Regions from separate parts of the Mus musculus genome. Here regions 1 and 2 are each linked to region 3. The links are chromatin loops, found by intact Hi-C in ENCODE. Cell type or tissue: heart. All regions are shown on one strand. Each heading gives the region's core, and the rest is flanking DNA. Links, peaks and the distances in the headings are about the cores only.

Evidence for each region. Peaks named below come from ENCODE experiments on the same cell type or tissue, not always from the same donor. Only the 100,000 strongest peaks of a DNase experiment are listed, where the experiment ranks them.
Region 1: it touches region 3 in a loop (2.1-fold over the local background); 13 of 42 quality-filtered maps call a loop at or near these places.
Region 2: a loop joins it to region 3, with 2.5 times the contacts of the local background. A loop is called at or near these places in 17 of 42 quality-filtered maps.

Annotation. Positions count from the first base shown.
Region 1 is chr7:63,852,509-63,858,777 of GRCm38, reverse strand. Gm39023 (a long non-coding RNA gene) reads left to right here and starts at 6,141. Exons shown (of 3, transcript XR_882151.2): 1 at 6,141-6,269. In heart, for the core only: a CTCF peak has its summit at 3,288 (motif pointing left); DNase peaks (open chromatin) are centred at 727, 807 and 3,297.
Region 2 is chr7:63,937,095-63,943,363 of GRCm38, reverse strand. Klf13 (Kruppel-like factor 13) reads left to right here and starts at 4,449. Exons shown (of 2, transcript NM_021366.3): 1 at 4,449-5,397. The coding sequence starts at 4,818. In heart, for the core only: a CTCF peak has its summit at 3,730; DNase peaks (open chromatin) are centred at 2,773, 3,673, 4,273 and 5,593; H3K4me3 peaks cover 2,846 bases; H3K27ac peaks cover 3,214 bases.
Region 3 is chr7:64,057,175-64,063,443 of GRCm38, reverse strand. Gm20670 (a long non-coding RNA gene) reads right to left here and starts at 6,234. Exons shown (of 5, transcript XR_882168.3): 1 at 4,995-6,234; 2 at 406-538. In heart, for the core only: CTCF peaks have their summits at 3,178 (motif pointing left) and 5,427 (motif pointing right); a DNase peak (open chromatin) is centred at 5,363; H3K27ac peaks cover 2,524 bases.

The DNA of each region.
Region 1 (6,269 bases), core at 614-5,613, 200 kb after region 3:
CGAGAGCGTAGGAGATGGGTACCGGATCTCAGAAGCAGAGGAACCCAACCCTTCTCCCTACAACAACCAAAGGGACTCAGCGGCTTTAAAACGGGCGGGGCCCCGTGACGTCATCTCTTGAGGGAGGAGCGAGCTGTTTCCCGGAGCCACTTCCCACCAGCTCTTCGGTGGTGGGTGGTTCCTGGGCCTGCTGCTAGTTTAGGGCAAAGTCTTGATTTTCTAGCTCCAAGAGCTACTAACAAATCACTTAACATCGTCAGGCACTCTTCTCTCATTTATGAAATAAATGCATTTGTTTATAACTCTAGAGGAGCTAACGTATGTGCAGTACAAGGCTGACCTTTGTGCACCTTTGACACCGTTTTAATTTTTAAAATTAAAATATTCTCCGTGTATGGGTGTTTTGCCCGCAAGCGTGTCTGTTGCCAACTAAGGGTACTTGATCTTTCCGAACCGGAGTGACAGACGGTTTTGAGCCATCTTTTCTGGGATACGACTAATGTTCTCTGGAAGCAATCAGTGCCCTTAATTGGCATCTCTCCAGTCCTATCACCATTTTTTTATGGACCGTATCTAGTGGCCAGCATCTCCTGGCAATCCTGAATGCCGACGGATGAGGGTTGCAGATGGAGTAGAAGGACGCAGAGCACATGAGCAGGTGTGGAGTCTGTCGACTTCTAAAGTGACGAGGTCTCATCCCCTCCATTTCTCCCATCTTTCTGGGGTGGACCTCAGCCTGAGGAGCTAGGGCAAACTAGCCTTCTGAGGAAAGCATCACCTTGGTGCTGTTCTCTTGGCTGACCTCAAGTTTTCCTCCATCTGCGTAGTACCAGTGGGCCCGGGAGCCCATAATTAGACTAATGAGGTGTCTGTTGCACACACGTCTGTGCCTAGGCTCCACTCTGATGGCTACCCAGTAATTTGCCTGATCTCTCGGATAAGTCCTTTGCCTGGACAGGTTCCCACCACAAAGTGCCCCATCTCAGGGTGGAGCCTGTAATTGCTGCTGCTTTGCACGCTCTCTATTTTCCCACCTGCCTATGGCCCTGAGAGTCCTCAGGGGCCCGCCATCACATCAGGGGAACCCACTAAGCCAAGGGACGGGGCTGTGCAGGAGATGTAATAGACCATATGAACTGTCTGCTGTTTGAAGGCATGGTGGAAGAGGCAGCCAAACCTAGCCAGCTGTTGACCTTTTGGTACTGTGAAAGGAGTGGTGGGTATCTGGGAGATGCTCTGTCTGTGGGTCTGTCCCTCAGTGTTCATCCATGCTCATTTACAGTACCTTGTTCCAGGGCTTTGGGGCCTTTGTCGCTTCTAGATCTCTCTAAACACCTTGGTTTTTGAGCCGCAGCACCACAACCACAGCCTGCGAAGAGTGTGTGTTGGTGTTAGAACAGGACCATTGGCCCTGGAGAGTCTAAGTAGGAGGCTAAGGCTGCCTGTGGCTTACAAATAAGAGGCGGTGGGCAGGCAGGTACCATTTCCAGTTTTCCTATCCAGGCAGCCCCAGGCATTCCTGGGCTGGAAGAGCTGGCAGCCCTGGCAGCTGGGTGCCATCCATATGGTTCCCTTTGATCTACTCCAAGGACTGGTGATGTCACCAGGTGGCTTTTCATTGAAGATGGCACCAACAGCTCATCCTTGCCTGGGTAGTCAACCCTGGCTATGGAGGTCCTCACCCTGTTTTTCTTTAGAGAGTGCCACTAGTCACCTCAGGCGATCAGGAACAGATGCAACTATAAGAAGCCCCAGCTAGGCTGTGTGTGTGTGTGTCCACCCCCTTCGGAACTGAACTCACCTGAAAACAAGGGCTCCTCTGCTCCAAAGGATTTAGTGGGCGTGGAGTCTGCCTTTCAACATTGCCAAACCACCGCATAATCCCCTCAGATTCCCACAGCCATCAGGCCCACGCAGGGGCCCGGTGATACCTTGACACCCACTGCTCCAGGCCCAGGCCTGTTTCTTTCATTCCTAGAGGAGGTCCGGGGGCGCTGGAACCTGTGCTGCCTTCCAGCGCTGGGTGTGCCCTGAGTCAGAGCTGGCTCACACTGGGTGGGTAGAAGCACCAGAATGCTGTCCTTGGAGGGGCACAGGAGCACTAGCCACTGGGAGGCAGGTTCTGTAACTCAGGGGCTTTGTGTCCACAGGGACCACGAGGAGGGGCTGAGAGCCTGTCACACTGGGCTTCACATCTCCCTGCCTTATGCTCTCACAGGCCCTTCGACTCTATGCAGTCAAGCCTCTGTAGTCTCCTTTGAACTGAGACTATGTCCTTCATTCAGGGGATCTACAGTGAGCTGCCTAAGGTGGGGGTGAATCAGATCTCCAGGATAGCATCCTTGATGCTGGGGGAATCACAGAAGCAGACATCAAGAGGTTCAGGACCAAGAGGGAACCCAGAACCCTTAATTTTAGAGCCTGCCAGACATGGGTCCTACTCTCTCCTTCCAACCCCTCCTCCTCCTCTCTGCTTGAGCCTTCATGAGGCTCAGCCTTTGGGCTTTGCTACTTCCAAGGACTTCAGGAATCCAGGGAGTGCAGGCATCCAGGCTGGGGGTGGGGGATGGGAAAAAGGCCCACCTTCACTTTCAGGCCTGCATTTTACCTGGGGATGGCTGAGAAGTGCATGCACATGTGTGTTCACGTGTGTATGTAAGACAGGAGACATTGCCTTCTACCTTGTTTGAAGCAGGATCTCTGTTGTTCGCTCTCCATACAGCATACCAGGCTAGTCTGCCCAGGGACTGCTTGAGAGTCTGCCTGTCATCTCTCTGGGGGGCGGGGCTTGAGGATTGCAGATGCGGTCTGGGGTCCTCTTGTATGAATGGGAACATTCTACCCACAGAGACATCTCCCAGCATTCCCCTCTGTTTTAGACAAGATGGCCTGACACGATCTTCCTATCTCATCTAGTTCTGCAGTAAGGAATCATACAAATGTGTACCGTCGTGACTAGCTTTGATTTTAGCCCATTGTGGATTTGGGGTCTTCTGATTCGGGATGCTCACCGTGAACTTTCTAGTCCGATAGAACCATGGTGAATGGTGCTAAAGATGCATCGCATCTTCTTCTGCTATAGCAGAGGGGGGGGATGAATGGCCGACCCAGACTCCCTGCCTAGCACCTACAGGGCAGTGTGACATGGCCATCATTTAAGTGACACCATTAGGTGACTTGTCCAAAGGAGATACTGTGCCAGCTCCCAAGGGCAATTAAACCCCACCTCTTCTGACCTGCAGAGTTTTGCTCTTTTCACTATTGTCCACTGGGTCTGTCTGCTGCCCCCTGCTGGGTGGCACAGTCATGTTGGTGAGGAGCACAAACCTTCTAGCCAGTTGATGCATCCAGATCAAAAAATCTTTCCACACAACAAAAAAATTTAAAAATTGGGCCTGCTTGCCTTGAAGCAGGGATCCCGTGGCGGCTCTGCAGGAACTACCTGCAAGAAGGCGGAGCCAGGCACAGAGGCTCAGAGATGGAGGGCTCACCATGCTAATGGATGCCCTTGCTCTGGGTAGCCCTAGCCTTCCACATGGTAAGGTTGAGCCTCCTCACACCTAGGAGCTGCAGTCAATGGGAATGTCCCAGCAGCTCCAGGCAGAAGCAGTTTCACCCACAGGCAGCTGGTGTCAGGATTGCCTACCCGAGGATGGCAGCTGCCTAATTCCAGAGGCAGGGCCCTGGTCCACCTCTCAGCAGAATGTTCAGACCCATGTGGGGACGGGGATTTCTAGAAGACTCCAAGGGTTCTTCGGGCTCTGGGAAATGTGGTCTGCCTAGAGGTAGGTGTGTTCCTCTTTTTATTTTATTTTATTTTATTTTATTTTATTTTTTCACTTTATATCCCACTCACTGCCACCTCTCCTGGTTCCTCCCTCCTACAGTCTTTTCCTCTATCCCTCCCCTTCTCTGATAGGAGTCCCCCCACCCCAAAGTCTCTGCAGTGCTAGGTTCATCCTCTCCCACTGAGCATCATCCTCTCCCACTGAGGCCAGACAAGGCAGCCTGTGTAGAAGAACATATTCCACAGACAGGCAACGGTTTTTGGCATATCCCCCCCACCCCCCGCTCCTGTTGTTCGTGTCCCTCATGAAGACCAAGCAAGCTGCACATCTGGTACATATGTACAGGGAGGTCTAGGTCCAGCTCCTCTATGCTCTTTGGTTGGTGGTTCAATCTATGAGAGCTCCAAGGGTCCAGAGCTGTTGGACTCTGTTGCACTCTTCCTGAAGAGTTCCTGTCCCCTTCGGGACACTCAATCCTTCCCCCTACTCTCCCATAATAGTTCTCAAGCTCCAGCCACTGTTTAGCTGTGTGTGGAGCATCTGTCTGAGTCAGCTGCTGAGTGGAACCTCTCAGAGAACAGCCATGCTAGATTCCTGTCTTTGAGCATAACAGAGTATCATTAGTAGTGTCAGGGATTGGTGCTTGCCCATGGAATGGGTCTGGAGTTGAGCCAGTAACTTGTACAACCACTTTGGACATCAATTTGGTGTTTTCTCAGAAAATTAGGAATACCTCAAGACCCAGCTATACCACTCCTGGGCATATACCCAGAAGATGCTCCAACATCTCACAAAGAAACTTGCTCTATAGCAGCTTTACTTAAAATAGCCAGCAACTAGAAACAACCTAGATGCCCCTCAATGGAAGAATGGTAGAGAAAATGTGGTACATCTACATAATGCAATACTATTCAGCTATTAAAAAACAAAGACATCATGCATTTCACAGGCAAATGATGGAACATCTTCCTTTGGAGAGATAGCTCAGGGGTTAAGAACACCTGGTCTTCTGCTTATTGCTTTTGGGGGTACTAAGCACACGTGTGGTCCATAGGCATACCTATGTATATATACATGTATGTATGCGTGCATGTCTGAATGTGCATATACATGCAGGCAAACAACTCATACACATAAAACAAAAATTGAAAAGAAACAAATAAGTTTTTGAAATTTTTTTTTATTTATTAACTTTTTGAAGGGTGGGACGTGTGCATGCCACAGAACACAGATAAAGGTCAGAGGACGACTTTTGGGAGTCTGTTTTCTTCTACCCCGTGGATCTCAAAGATTGAAATGAGGTGGTCAGGTTTGGTGGCAAGCGCCTTTACCCACTGAGCCATCTAAGCATCCTTTCCTGGTTGGTTTGTTCGGCAGTGTCTCATGTAACCCACGACGGTCTTATACTCTTTGTGTAGTAGAGCTTGGGAAGATGACGTTGAACTTCCATCCTCCTGTCTCTACCTCCTGAGTGTCAGCATTACAAGCTTGAGCAACCCCCCCAGCTTCTCTTTTCAACACTGAACCAACTCATGTCAAATCCTTCACTCAGCACTGTGTAACATGGAACCACGCGTTGGGAGCCAAGGCTGTAACAAAACTGCGGTCCACTGCTGGCTGAAGTGTAGATGTGATTGTTGCAGCTACAGAGGCTCATCTTGGACCGTGAGGCATTGTTGGGAGTGGAAGCCACAGTAAAGACCCAGACTTTATGAGTAGAGCCTACATTTTCAGTAGTGCGCAGACAGCTTTTGCTTTTGTGTTCTTACATGTGTGGTTTGTATAATCTACGATTGAGTTAGGGTTTCTTGGGCTGGAGGTGGCTTTGCCATTCAAGGTTAGACTCATAACTAAAAATATAAGCACTCAGGTTTCTTTATCCTATAGACAAAGACAATATTAACTGGCCGCTCTTAGTGAATCTACAGATAATATTTCTCATGCAAAAGTTAGTCAGTGGTTGTGGGTGGTTGAGACGCCACGGCTGAGGTAAGTCAGTTAACTTGTGGGATGTTTTGCCTTCGTTAGGGGACTCCTCCCAAACACTGACCTGTCACCAAGGGCATGACACTTGTCAGGATGAATGTTTGGGAGAGAGGGAACTACCTCAGCTCTGATGCTCAGAGGGAAGGGTGAACACCCTTCTTCTTCGCATCTCACAGAACTAAACAAAAGCAAAGTTGCAGGAGGGACAGAGGAGAAGCAGGTGGGCAGAGGTGGGCATCTATGGCCCCAACTTTCATGGACTTTCAGAAAGAAGACAGAAGACTCTAGCTGTACAACCCTGAGCAGTGGTAACTCAGGAAAGCATCAGGAGGGACTGGAAGCCCTGGGCAATGGTGAGAACCTTGGTGAACCAGACACTTCATTTAGGGGTATGGATATGAAAGAGAACAGTGGTGTTAGGCTCTGCTTGTCTCTAACCCCAGCTCTACTAGGCATGTGGCAAAGAAGCTGACAGTTCAGGGGTTGTACCAGAAC
Region 2 (6,269 bases), core at 887-5,886, 120 kb after region 3:
CCTACCAGGACAGCCAGGGTTATACAGAGAAACCCTGTCTCAAAAAACCAACCCCCCCCCCCAAAAAAAAAAAATCATCGTAAAATAGCGTGTTAGGTTTTTAAAAACAGGGAATGGTTACTCTGGCTCACAGTTTTAGAGATTTCAATCCTGGACCAACGGCAGCAGCGATCAAGGATGAACGTAAAAGAATGTCTAGGATCTCTATCTCCTCAAGGGCTTCACCATAACTCAATATCAATAGTATGCACAGGGTACAGTTATCCAAACTATGATGAAGAGTATTAATTCAAGCTTTCTGTGTCTCTTCACTGTAAAAACACACCATACCCCTTGGGGTTGCCAACACACAACTCTCAGTCTTGCATGGGCACACTCTGCAGTGCTCACAGCAACTTACCTGCCCAAGGAGACATTTCCTACAATGTATCCCTCCCTATTGATGGATGGTTATGTTTGGATCACTGTCTAGCTCCATGACAGCTATGGTAGTTTTCCTCTAGCATTCCCAAATCTGTTTCTTTGCTCCCAGCAGCTAGTCCAGCTGTGAGAAGCCCATTATTCTGACTCCAGTTCATAAGTGAACTACAATTAACACCAGGTCACCTTCCCTGATACTCAGAAATTTCAAGAGTGGTAAGATACAGTGTGGGGATTTTCTCTCAGGCCCTTACTCTCCATGGCTGTCCCAACACATGTTCTCTGATTGTCAAGACTTCCCTTGGACTAATTAATTCATCAGTGATTTTTTTTTCTAGCCATCATGTCAAGGTTGCTATTAACTGACCAAAGCACTTTCTGGTTGATTCATTTTTTAAAAAAAGATTTATTTATTCATTATATGTAAGTACACTGTAGCTGTCTTCAGTCACTCCACTCGAGAAGAGAGAGTCAGATCTCCTTATGGATGGTTGTGAGCCATCATGTGGTTGCTGGGATTTGAACTCAGTCCCTTTGGAAGAGCAGTCAGTGCTATTAACCGCTAAGCCATCTCTCCAGCCCCCTGGTTGATTCTCTAATTTTCTTCTCTCTTTCCATTTTATGCTTTTGTGGATTCTTTCTGGTTAATGTTCTCTCTCAGTCTTTCCACTGAAGTCTTTGTCATTTATATGCTTGCTACTTTGCTTTAATGCTTCAAGAACTCTTTCTTTTACTCCTAAATATTTCTTCACACATACATTCCCTTTGCAGACTGTGGTATCCTTTTACATTTCCCTGTTGATATTATTGGCTGTATTGTTGATGTTTACTTCTCTCTATATGGCTTGTTTCCTACAACTTAACAAAAATAAAACCAAACAAAAACCAACCCTATTGTGCCTTTGTATTTCCTGATGCAGGGTTTCCTGACATGTCAGCTCAGCTGCCCACTCTTATTTGCCTGGGAAGGACTGAGATGGATCAGAAGTCCTGTGTCAAGTGGCACCTTTCACTGTGGCCTTCTGTGTAGTGTGCTAATTGGATCCTTGAGCAGCTATGGATGTCAGACTGTTTTGATCATTCTCTGTGGCCTGGTTAGCTCAGCCCAAAAGCCTCTTTTAGGCTCCTGGCTCCCTGTGCCATGGAATCCCCGAAAGGGGTGTGTAGGTATCAGTAGGCACATGCGCACTACTGCCTCTGACGCTGGGGACTCATCTGTCTCCTTTAGATAGAGACAGTCTCTCCTCAGGAAGAGGAAGGGGAAGGAAGCTGTGAGGCTACATGGAGCTGGCAGCCGATCTAAACATCTCTCAACAGACTCTAGTACAATCATTTATCATCATTCTTAGTTCAAGTCCCTTTCCCTTCCACATCCAGTGTCACCATTTGTGAACCTTGTGGGGAAACTTTCCTTCCTAGTTCAGGCTTTCATTTTCTTAGGTCTATGGGTACATTTCAGCTTTACTGGCTGCAGCTGCTTCTTCTGCTCTTGTCCATGTTCGTGTCTTACAGTTGAGGTTTCTAGCTTATATCTGAGGTTGTTTCAGAGGTTCCAAATGGAACAACTACCACCGTCACACAAAAAACTTCACCCGTCATTAGTCCTCTTATGGTTCATTTGCTCCCACTTGGTTCACTCTGATCTGTTTTGTTTCAGTTTCTCCTTTTCTTTCCAGCTAAAAGGAAACATCCCTATCTCATTTACCCATACTATTGTTATCAAGATCCTACTAGCACAGAAACATGGACCTAGAGCTATGAGATATTTACTGGAGAGTAGAGCTGTACCCCTAGGATATTTCTATCTGGGTTTGGGACAAGAAAGGCCTCAATTTTGAGACCCCAATCATTTTGTACTTGGTGAGTGAACTGGTAAGAAACCACTCAAGGTAATGCCTCTTGTATATAATATCCAAAGGAGAAAACCCTTTGGGAGACCATCAGGAAGAAAGCTTGGATGGGGTATGTCAGAAGGGTTGATTGATGCAGTTCTATCCTAGAAACCTATAATGTAGGAGTCCAGTGAATATGTATGTCCCAGGAAGGTCCACCGTGGAGGACACCACCAAAAAGTGTTTTTGTTTGTTTGTGTTTTTGTTTTGTTTTTTTGGTTTTTCGAGACAGGGTTTCTCTGTGTAGCTCTGGCTGTCCTGGAACTCCCTTTGTAGACCAGGCTGGCCTTGAACTCAGAAATCCACCTGCCTCTGCCTCCCAAGTGCTGGGATTAAAGGCGTGCGCCACCACGCCCAACCAAAAAGTATTTTATGTACTGCAGAATGCCCCTGGCTGCAGAGGGACAGAAAGACATGCATGGACTGAAAGGCAGTGTAGGGGCCAGCTCTTTCCCAATGAGATGACTGTCTGTGGCATGTGGTGGGAACAGAGGAGCAATCTGAGTCATCACTTGGTCAGGACACAGTCTCTTAAATGCCATCAACATAATCTGCCTGGAACAAAGATGACTACTTTCTGCCAAGTGGAGACCCTCCTACAAAGCCCTGATCCAGCTTCTCCACAAAACAGCAGCCCAATGGTGTGGAAATTCAGGGTGTGTGCTCACACTCGGGGTGTTCAAACGTTAACCTAAAGTTTCACAACTGAAAATTCCAAATTGTTCAGTTTCCTCAATTATCAGAAATCAAAGTCTTTTCTATTTTAGGCTCCCATTTAACTTGGGGAAGAACTTGAAATCAGAGCCATGGTTCTTAATTTTCACCAGTAGTGAGGTGACTGACCCTTCTTTAGCTCACTGGGGTCGACCAACCGGCAGTCGGGTCTCCCTGACTTGGTGGCTGACTTATTTTAAGGTATCATCCACAATGAAAAGGAGAGGCTGCTGATCCTACCCTCACAGGTCAGAGGCCAGTTGCGGCCAAAGTCTTTTGAGTGTGTTAAGATTGGTTCAAAGGCAGTTGGAAGCTACGGGTCTCTCTGATGATGGCCTAGTGTTCAGAGAGGAAAGAACATGAATGTGTGTCTAGACTTTAGAGCAAGGTGGCCTAGTTGGAAGGCCCCGGCAGGACGCAGCGGAGCATTTCCTTCAGAGGCCCAGACAGTGGATGGGTGGGGCGCCCTGGGCGGGGTCCTCGCAGCTGGTGGTGTTTGAAGCCTCCAGGACCGCGGTGGGAGAGGGGCGGCCTGGAGAAGTTGGCAGCAGGCCTGGGGCAGGAAGGGGGAGGAAGGGGCCCCGTGTTCCCTGAACAGCCGCGACCGCAGCCCCAGCACGTAGCTCACTCCCTCAGCATTGGCAGTGGTGGGTCCTGCATCAGCCAGGTTAACATAGGCTCAAGGGCAGTTCGGCCGCGCGGGGGCGGGGCGGCCCCAGTGGTGACAAGGCTCGGGCCAAGGTTGCGTAGAGAACCGGAGCTCAATAGGAGCGGGGTGAGGAGGTGGCTGGAGATGGGCAATGCAAACCCGGCCACCAGAGAACTCCGCTGCGGTGGGGTGAGGCTCGGTAATGTCCCGCCCATAGGCGAGGTCGGCCGCTTAGGTCCCATAGGGACCGATACGCCACCTTGCCCGCACTCCCGGCGGGCGGAGCGACCACAGGGTGTCTTGCTCAGTGTTGCCATCCTCGTGCCACCCACTGCTGCCTGCTCACAAAAGCTCTGGCATGGAAAGGGCCGGCGGGGTTCCCGCTGCGGGAGGCACGCGCCCCAGCCCTGCGCCGCTACACAGCGGCCCGCCACCCTCGGACGTCATGCGTCTGCGCGCCGCGCGCCCGGCTCCGATTTCCGCCCCTCCTCTTGCAGGCCCAGGGGCACGCCCACTGGCGCGCGCAGGTCCCGCGGCCAGTAGAACCCTCTCGAGGACCGGATTGGCTGCATAAAGTACTCAAGAGCCAATGGAGTTCGCGTCTACCACTGGCCACGCCCCTCCTGAGGCGCTCCAGGCTCCCCGCCCCCTTCGTGCGCGCTGCTCCCTGCGGCCGCTGCCGCCTGTAACCTGCGCCGCCAGGATGTGGCTGGGGGCTGACGTCGGGTCCAGATGTGGCCCCGGCCCCGCCCACCCCCGGGGCCGGTCCGCCCACACCGAGCCGCGGCGCGCACGGAGGCTGTCCCGCCTGCCACAATGCACGGTGGAACTGCGACCACAACTTGCAGGGGTCGTGCCTAACGTCGCCTCCGCTCGACGTCCCTAAGACAGGCCGACTCTGACGCCGCACGCGGACCCTCCTTACTGGAGCCCCCCATGCGCTCACCCTCCAGTGCCCGGCCAGGCGGACGCGGAGCCGCGCGGGTGACGGCAGAAGCGGCTACGCGCCCAGCCTAGCCCAGCCCAGCCCAGCCGGAGAAGAGGGCGCGCCGCGCCCCCGCCCCCCGCCGCTCCCGGAGGCCGTGGGTGCGGATGCGCCGCTGACGACTCCTGCGAGAGCACCGCGCGCCCTAGCCCGCAGCATGGCAGCCGCCGCCTATGTGGACCACTTTGCCGCCGAGTGCCTCGTGTCCATGTCCAGCCGCGCAGTCGTGCACGAGCCGCGGGAAGGACCTGAACCCCGGCCCGAGGGCGCGGCCGCCGCCGCCCCCACACTGCCCCGCGTTGACGAGCGCCGCGACGGCAAGGACAGCGCCTCGCTTTTCGTGGTGGCTCGGATCCTAGCGGACCTCAACCAGCAGGCGCCGGCGCCCGCCCCCGCGGAACGCAGAGAAGGGGCCGCTGCGCGCAAGGCGAGGACCCCCTGCCGCCTGCCGCCTGCGCCCCCTGCGCCGCCACCCGGCCCAGAGCCCGCCTCCCCGGGACAAGCAGGCGCGCCGGCCGCGCCCCCCAGCCCCGCGTGGAGCGAGCCGGAGGCGGCATTGGAGCAGGAGCCCGGCCCCGCGGGGAGCGGCGAGCCTGGCCTCAGACAAAGGGGTCGGCGAGGCCGGAGCCGCGCGGACCTCGAGTCCCCGCAGAGGAAGCACAAGTGCCACTACGCGGGCTGCGAGAAAGTTTACGGGAAATCTTCGCACCTCAAGGCGCACCTGAGAACTCACACAGGTCAGTGGGGCGGCGGGGACGCCGCGAACGCGCGGACTAGGGACTGCTTGGGACCGGCCACGCCCCCAGAGCTTCGGGCCCAGCGCTAGAGGGGGCCGGGGCCGAGGGCGGGGAGCCATGAGCTGAGGGCGATCGCAGCCGCGCCCCTGTCCTGGCGCTCTGGCCTCGCGTGACGCTGGCCGTGGCGCTTGGAGCCGGCGCCCTCTCGGCGACCGCGCCCCCATCGGGCACGCCCCCTCCCAGGCTCTTGGGGCGGGGCCGCGGGGGTAGATGTCGTCATCCGGGCTGCGGGCGGCGCGGGCAGGTGCGCTAGAGGTGGTTGGGGGGGGGGGCAGGCGGCGCTCCCTTTTGGGGCGTAGGTGCTCGGGGAGCTGGAGTCTCGCCACCCCTCTTCCCAGGCCTCCGGGCGGGCTCTGGCGAGGGAGGGGCCGGCTGGGGCGGGCGAAGTTCACGCGGGGACAGGGCTCCCTTCAGCCACTCGGCACATTCTTCGTTCTCTTCTTCCTGTAATTTTTCCAGGGCTCTAAGGTTTAATTTGTCGCAACCCGACCCAGCGGCGGCGCTGGCCGACGCGGGGGGCGGTCCCAGTCCTCGCTCCCTACCCCACGGCTCTTTGTGGGAGCCCCAGCCCATCCGGCCGGCGGGGGCGCGCCCGGCCGCAGGGGGCTGCGCTTGCTCTAGGAAGGCGCGCTCCGTTCACTGACCTTTCTGATCCAACTCTCACTTGCTCTTGGGCTGTGTGCAGGCAGGTGGCACCTGTACCAGGGCGGCCGGCCTGAGCCTGAAACCTGGGATGGCGTGAGGTCACTCGCCTCTCTGGTTTCCGGGGACCGCTTCGCAGCTCGACTCTTGGTAGTTGATGTCGAAGTCCG
Region 3 (6,269 bases), core at 791-5,790:
ATGAGGGTAGAACCTCAGGGCACACTCCCCTCCAACTAATCCCTGTCTCTTTAAGGTCCCAACATGGACCAGGTAGGAAACTGAACATCCCACACATGAGCCTTCAGAGGGCAAACCACACCACATACACAGCACTGACTGAAGAGATTGGTGAGTCAGGCGTCCACACACGGCCAAGTAGACCCTTTGCCTGGGGATTCGCCATGCCCCACTCTGTCATTCCTTGTGTGGAGCTCATCACCTGACTCTCCTCAATCTTATAGTACAAGGCTAGAATCCTCCACTTCCTTAGTAATTTAGGTTACCTACTGACTTAACCTGTCACGTGATGCTGCCCTTCTACACACACACCCCACCCCCCATCCCCGGGCCCCATAAGCAGTTAGCAACAAGGCAGTTTTGTACCTTCCAAGTCAGGTCACTCTGGCCTTCTGTTATAAGCTCCTCTGACTGGGTCAGGCATGCCCAGGATAATGTGAACAGTCTCCTTGGTGATCTCAAAGCTGACATCCAGATGCCTCACTCGTGAAAGTGACACCTGTGACACAGATCATTCTACACACTCAGGAAGAAGGCAGTATGTAGAAGTGCTGCTCGAGAATTGTGCGATGGTTTGTATAAGCTCGGCCCAGGGAGTGGCACAATTAGAAAGTGTGGCCCCGTTGGAGTAGGTGTGTTATTGTGTGTGGGCTTCAAGATCCTCATCCTTCCTGCCTGGAAGCCAGTCTTCTGCTAGCAGCCTTCAGGTGAAGATGTAGAACACTCAGCTCCTCCTGCACCATGCCTGCCTGGACACTGCCATGTTCCTGCCTTGATAATGGAGGCTGAACCTCTGAACCTGTAAACCACTCCAATTAATTGTTGTCCTTATGAGAGTTGCCTTGGTCATGGTGTCTGTTCACAGCAGTAAAACCCTAACTAAGACAGATGGGAATCCTAAGACATCTTAGAATTCTGCCCATCATATCTGGGTTTGGAATCTAAATTTATACCTCCTTTTTGCTGTAGAAATGTCTAAGGGATGTCACAGTTGTTCCTGGGCCACTGGTGTCTTCGCTGTACATGTGAAAGGCAAATGAAAACTCATGTAGGAACCGGGCATAGTGACGAACAACTTTAAGTCTAGCACTCGGAAGGCAGACCCAGATGGACCTCTGTGAATTTGACGCCAGCCTGGTCTAAAAAGTGAATTCCTGGCCTGTCAGAACTATATCATAAGACCCTATCTCAAAAAAAAAAAAAAAAAACAGTAAATTTTAGAAAAGGAAAAATTCTTTCAGAAAAGAAATTATCACTGAAGACTGACATTCTAAAATTCTCACCAAGGATGTAGGAATAGCATCCTCTACAAAAAAAGGTCAGAAGGCAATACACATAGCGTTACCATTCCAACATCTGGGTGACACAGGGAGAACCCAAGTCTCTCCATGGGTGTCTTAGGTGGGGTTTCTATTGCTTTAACCAAACACCATGACCAAAAGTACCATGAGGAGGAAAGAACTTGTTTGGCTTATGTTTCCACATCATAATCAAACACCTAAAGAAGTCAAGACAGGACCTCAAGGGAGGACCGAAGAGGCGGGAACTGAAGCAGAGACCATGGGGCAGGGCTTGATCTGCCTGGTTTGTTCAGTTTGCTTTTGTATGTAACCCGGGACCACCTGCCCAGGGGTGGCACTGTCTGGGGCTGGGCCTTCCACGTCTACCACCAGCCAAGAAAATGCACCACAGACCTGCTCCCAGGACAATCCGATGGGGTCATTTTCTCAGCTGAGGTTCCCTCTCACGGATGTGTCAAGTTGACAAGAGACAAACCAACACTCTGAATATTTATAGTCATCTTCCCATTCATCCATACTAGGCGGACCCCAAGGCGTCCAGATGAAGCCTGGACCCATGGGGACCACTGACACCTCACACAGGCTTTTATTTCCATATATGGGGTGTGTGTGTGTGTGTGTGTGTGTGTGTGTGTGTGTTTGAGTAATGTGATTCATAAGTTAACCGCAGTTAAAGTAATAGTAACTAACAACAAAATACAATTTAACCACTGACTGTAACAGAGGTTAAGATTTTTTCATTGTTTCTGGGTTTTCCATTTGACAGTTTTGAATCATAGTCAGCTGAGGTAGAAGAACAGGAAGTCTGTGCTCAGTGGAAGACGACTGCTCAATGACTTAGTGTGTGCTGAGCTGTTAAATCCAAAAATGACCTTGGAACAATAAGAATGACTGAGAACCACAACGAGTTTAATGAGGGGTTTTTTTTTTGTTATGAAATTAAAGCATTAAAATACTTCACCATATCTTCTGCAGTGACGAAAACCCACTTATTTATTTTGATGGCTGACTCTAGCATTCAATTATGATACATTTGATCCATGGTTAATTTCCAAAACTAACATTGTGTCAAGAACTTTAGGCAATTCCAGAGACTACTGCCTAAGCAAAAGGACGTGCTCCAAACCAAATTTAAGATATAAAAATGATTTGGGTTCAAGAAAGGTTGTCTAGCTTGTCTCTGCTATAGGATGAATGAATCTGTGAAGATCTATGTTAGAATTAGTGACTTGCCAAAGAAATTCAGGAAAAGTAAACTTTATGGGCACAGTAGCAACCCTATGAATTACGACCCTATTAACTATGCAGACAACAGCATCAGCAGCACACCCAGGCACACACAGTAATTAAACTCATCCATCTGTGATACTTTGCCATGTTTTAGCCACATAAAAGCTATATTTTGGCACACCTCATTGGCTGTATGACTTTTGCATACTTAGCTTTGCAGTCCAGAGGGCCTAGGTGCTGCTGCCTTTGGAAGGCACTGGGCAGCTGGATCAGTGATAGAAGCTTGCATGCTGTGTGCTAGGCTCAATCCTAGTTTCAAAAATAGAAGGAAGGAAGGAAGGAAGGAAGGAAGGAAGGAAGGAAGGAAGGAAGGAAGGAAGGAAGGAAGAGAAAGAAAGACAGACAGACAGACAGAAAGAAAGAAAGAAAGAAAGAAAGAAAGAAAGAAAGAAAGAAAGAAAGAAAGAAAGGGAGAGAGAGAGAAGGAGGAGGAGAGGAGGAAGAGGAGGAGGAGGAAGGAAGGAAGGAAGGAAAGAAATGTTCTTCCATGTTGACAACCAGCAATCCACAAATCACTGGATTCTGTTGGACAGGCCCTCCATGGCGCCACCATGTGGCTACTTAGTACAATGACAGGAAGGTATTCCCTCAACAAGGAAATTCTGACACTTTGATCTCTGGGATGTCTTGAGAATTCAGAGAGGGAACTACTGAATACAGATGCAATCTTTACTAGTTTAGAGCATGTAAGTCCCTGAGTGATGGGCTTTACAGTCTGGGTTTGGAGAACCATTTGTGCTGGCTAAAAACATACAAAGAAAAGCTGTGTGTGTGTGTGTGTGTGTGTGTGTGTGTGTGTGTGTGTGTGTGTCTGTCTGTCTGTCTGTCTGTCTGTCTGTCTGTTTATCTGTGTGTGTATGTGTATCTGCCTATGTGTCTGTGTGTCTGTTTATCTGTGTGTGTATGTGTATCTGCCTGTCTATGTGTCTGTGTGTGTCTTTTTGTCTGTATGTGTCTGTTTGTCTGTATGTGTGTGCAGCAGGGAATAGATGGGAGAGACTGAACCTTAGAACCTGGACCAGACCTGGGATGGAGTGTTGGTGTAGGCTGTGAGATTTTGCACGTGGCTCTGAGTATCTCCAAACCTGTTTTCTCATGGGAAATGCAGGCAACTTGGATGTCACAGGGACTCTGATCCAAGCTTGGCCTGGACCCTGCCCCTTAGTAAGGGCTAGACAGTATAGCTCTTCCCCCTCTCCCTTCCTCCCCGCTCCTTCCTTCCCTTTCCCTTCCTCTCCTGCCAAGCAACCACAGAGCACCAATGGGACAGAGTGGAGACTCAGATGCCAGCCCCCAGGAGCCTGGGATCCCTACTTCCCTCTGAGATCCCCACAGTGCTCCCGTCCTGGGCTTCCCCTCCTTTGCCAGGTGCTCCTGGCTTCATTTTTGTCTTTGAGTATCTGGCACCTGATGGCCCTGTACCTTGAACTGACAAGAACACGGAAGGCCACAGAAAGATGCCTGTCCCTCCTGTGGGGCCCTCAGCTGCTTCTGTCTCAGAGGCCAGCCTCCGGGGTCCCACCCTGTCCCTGTTCCTCACCTCCCTCAAAAACTCCATTCCTTTAGTTGTTCCCCAACCCACAATTTGATTGCTGCATCCCTATAGATGGCCCGACCTGTGAGCAGATGGGCTCAGGCGGCAGCTTTAGGAGAAAGCAGACAATAGACACAGGTGTTCTTTCATGTCTAGACAAACTTGCTGTTGTTATTCAAGAAATCTTTAAAAATCAAACTGATGAACAATGGTGGAGTTGAAAATGAAAAGAAAGGAATTCTCCACCCTTCCCTGGAGCTAGCCCTCTGCAACCTCCCTGGGTCTTCATTCACCCTTCTCTACCCCTTCCTGCCCCAATCCATCTCAGCCCTGCTTTCTTCAGTCTTTCTGGAGTGGGAGCTTGAATTCACCCTTTGGCAGCCTTGTAGGACCAAACTTAGAGTCTGACTCTGAAAATGGAGAGTGGCAGAAAGAACCGGGAGGGGTAGAGGCAGAAGGGGAGGGAGAGGGGAGAGGCAGGAAGTGGGGAGGGGCATGCTACTAGTGGACAAGCCCCTTCTCATTGTCTGCCAGCATGGAGCCCTCCCCACCTGACCAACCACGCAGTTATCTCAGAGAGCCTGAGGTGCTGCAGCAGCTGCAGAGCCATCCCCCTGTCTCCACCAGCCCTGGTCCTTGTGTGTGAAGGAAATCCCAAGATCATGCTTCCTGTGGGCTTCTGCAGTTAAGATTGGGGAGATTACACAGCTTTTCCTTGTCTGTGTGTCTGTGTGTGATCATGAACACAAAGGAAGCCAAGGGAGAGCAGCAAGGGAGCTCCCTGTAACTCAGAAGAGGGGACAACAAGGGTGCTGCGAGCCCCTTCTCACCTTCCCATGCTGTCACCAGCAGGTGGGCCATCCTTGTTACATGTCCCCAGCAGATGGGACCTTCAGTCACTTTCTGTCGAATGTTAGCAAGCCAGTGCTAGGGGTTTCTTGCCTAGAGAAGCCAGCATTTGCCCCAGAGCCTGCTGGGAATGAAGCACAGTGAGCCCAAGCATACCCGAGTGCCCCAAGCTCTGGGCCCAGCAGGCAGCTCCGCTCCACTGGGAGCTTCTGCCTGGCCTCTGCTTACAGAACGCAGCCTGCACCTTTTTTACTTCCGGACTTGTGCTAGGTCTTATCACCAAGAGCAGAAGGTTCCAGAGTCCAGCTGGAGGTCTGCTCCAAGGCCTGGCTGCCCTTCCTATCATTCTACACTGCTGTGTCCCGGAAGTCCTCAGCCCAGTCCTAGCTGCTCTGGCTTCCTGCAGCTTCTTCTACAGAGCTGGGGCTGCTTGTCCCTAGGAGGGCCTGTAGGTGGTGCAGGGAGGAGGGTCTGCCTGATCTGCAGGCAGATTCAAAGTGGCTGGAGGGAGTGTGTCTCCTCACACTGCACTTCACACACACACACACACACACACACACACACACACACACACACACACACACACACACAGTGGCCCAATCCCTTCTCTCACTCCCTCTCCTATTCGTGGTTGTCTCCCCTCTCTTCTCCAGCCCTTACCTTACCTCCAGAGCCTCCTTTACTTACATAGGTATGACATTCACTGCTGTCTGAACCATTCCCTCTGAGCTCCTGGAACCCTCCAGCATCCAGCCCTAAACCTGTTCTCTCTGCTAATCTTAGGGTACATGAACTATCAGGCCAAGACCACCCAGCAGTGACTATTCCAAGTGATGGACTAGAACAACTTGACTAGACATAACAGTGACTGAGGCTATGTGTGACCTCACAGATGCTCCTTGCTGAGGTAAGATGGAACATTCTAGAAGGGTGACTAGGAGATACCCTCCCCACCTTGGCTGCCTCCAAAAGCCACCGATGACATGTGCCTCAGATCTGACATTCTGGAATTTGGATATTAGCCTTGGCTTGAAGCAGGAATGTTCTCCTACCTAGTGATCTGTCCAAGCCATTCCAGGCTAACAGTCATGGTTAGTGTGACAAAGGCCACGCTCATCTATTAACACTGGCTCTAACACTACTTCCTGTGTACAGCGTCTATTTGTATCTCAGCCTGAGACTATGCACTGGGTTTCATGTCTAAACACACCTTCCTCCAAAATACATGATGGGAGATGAGCCCAATTCTGCCAGTT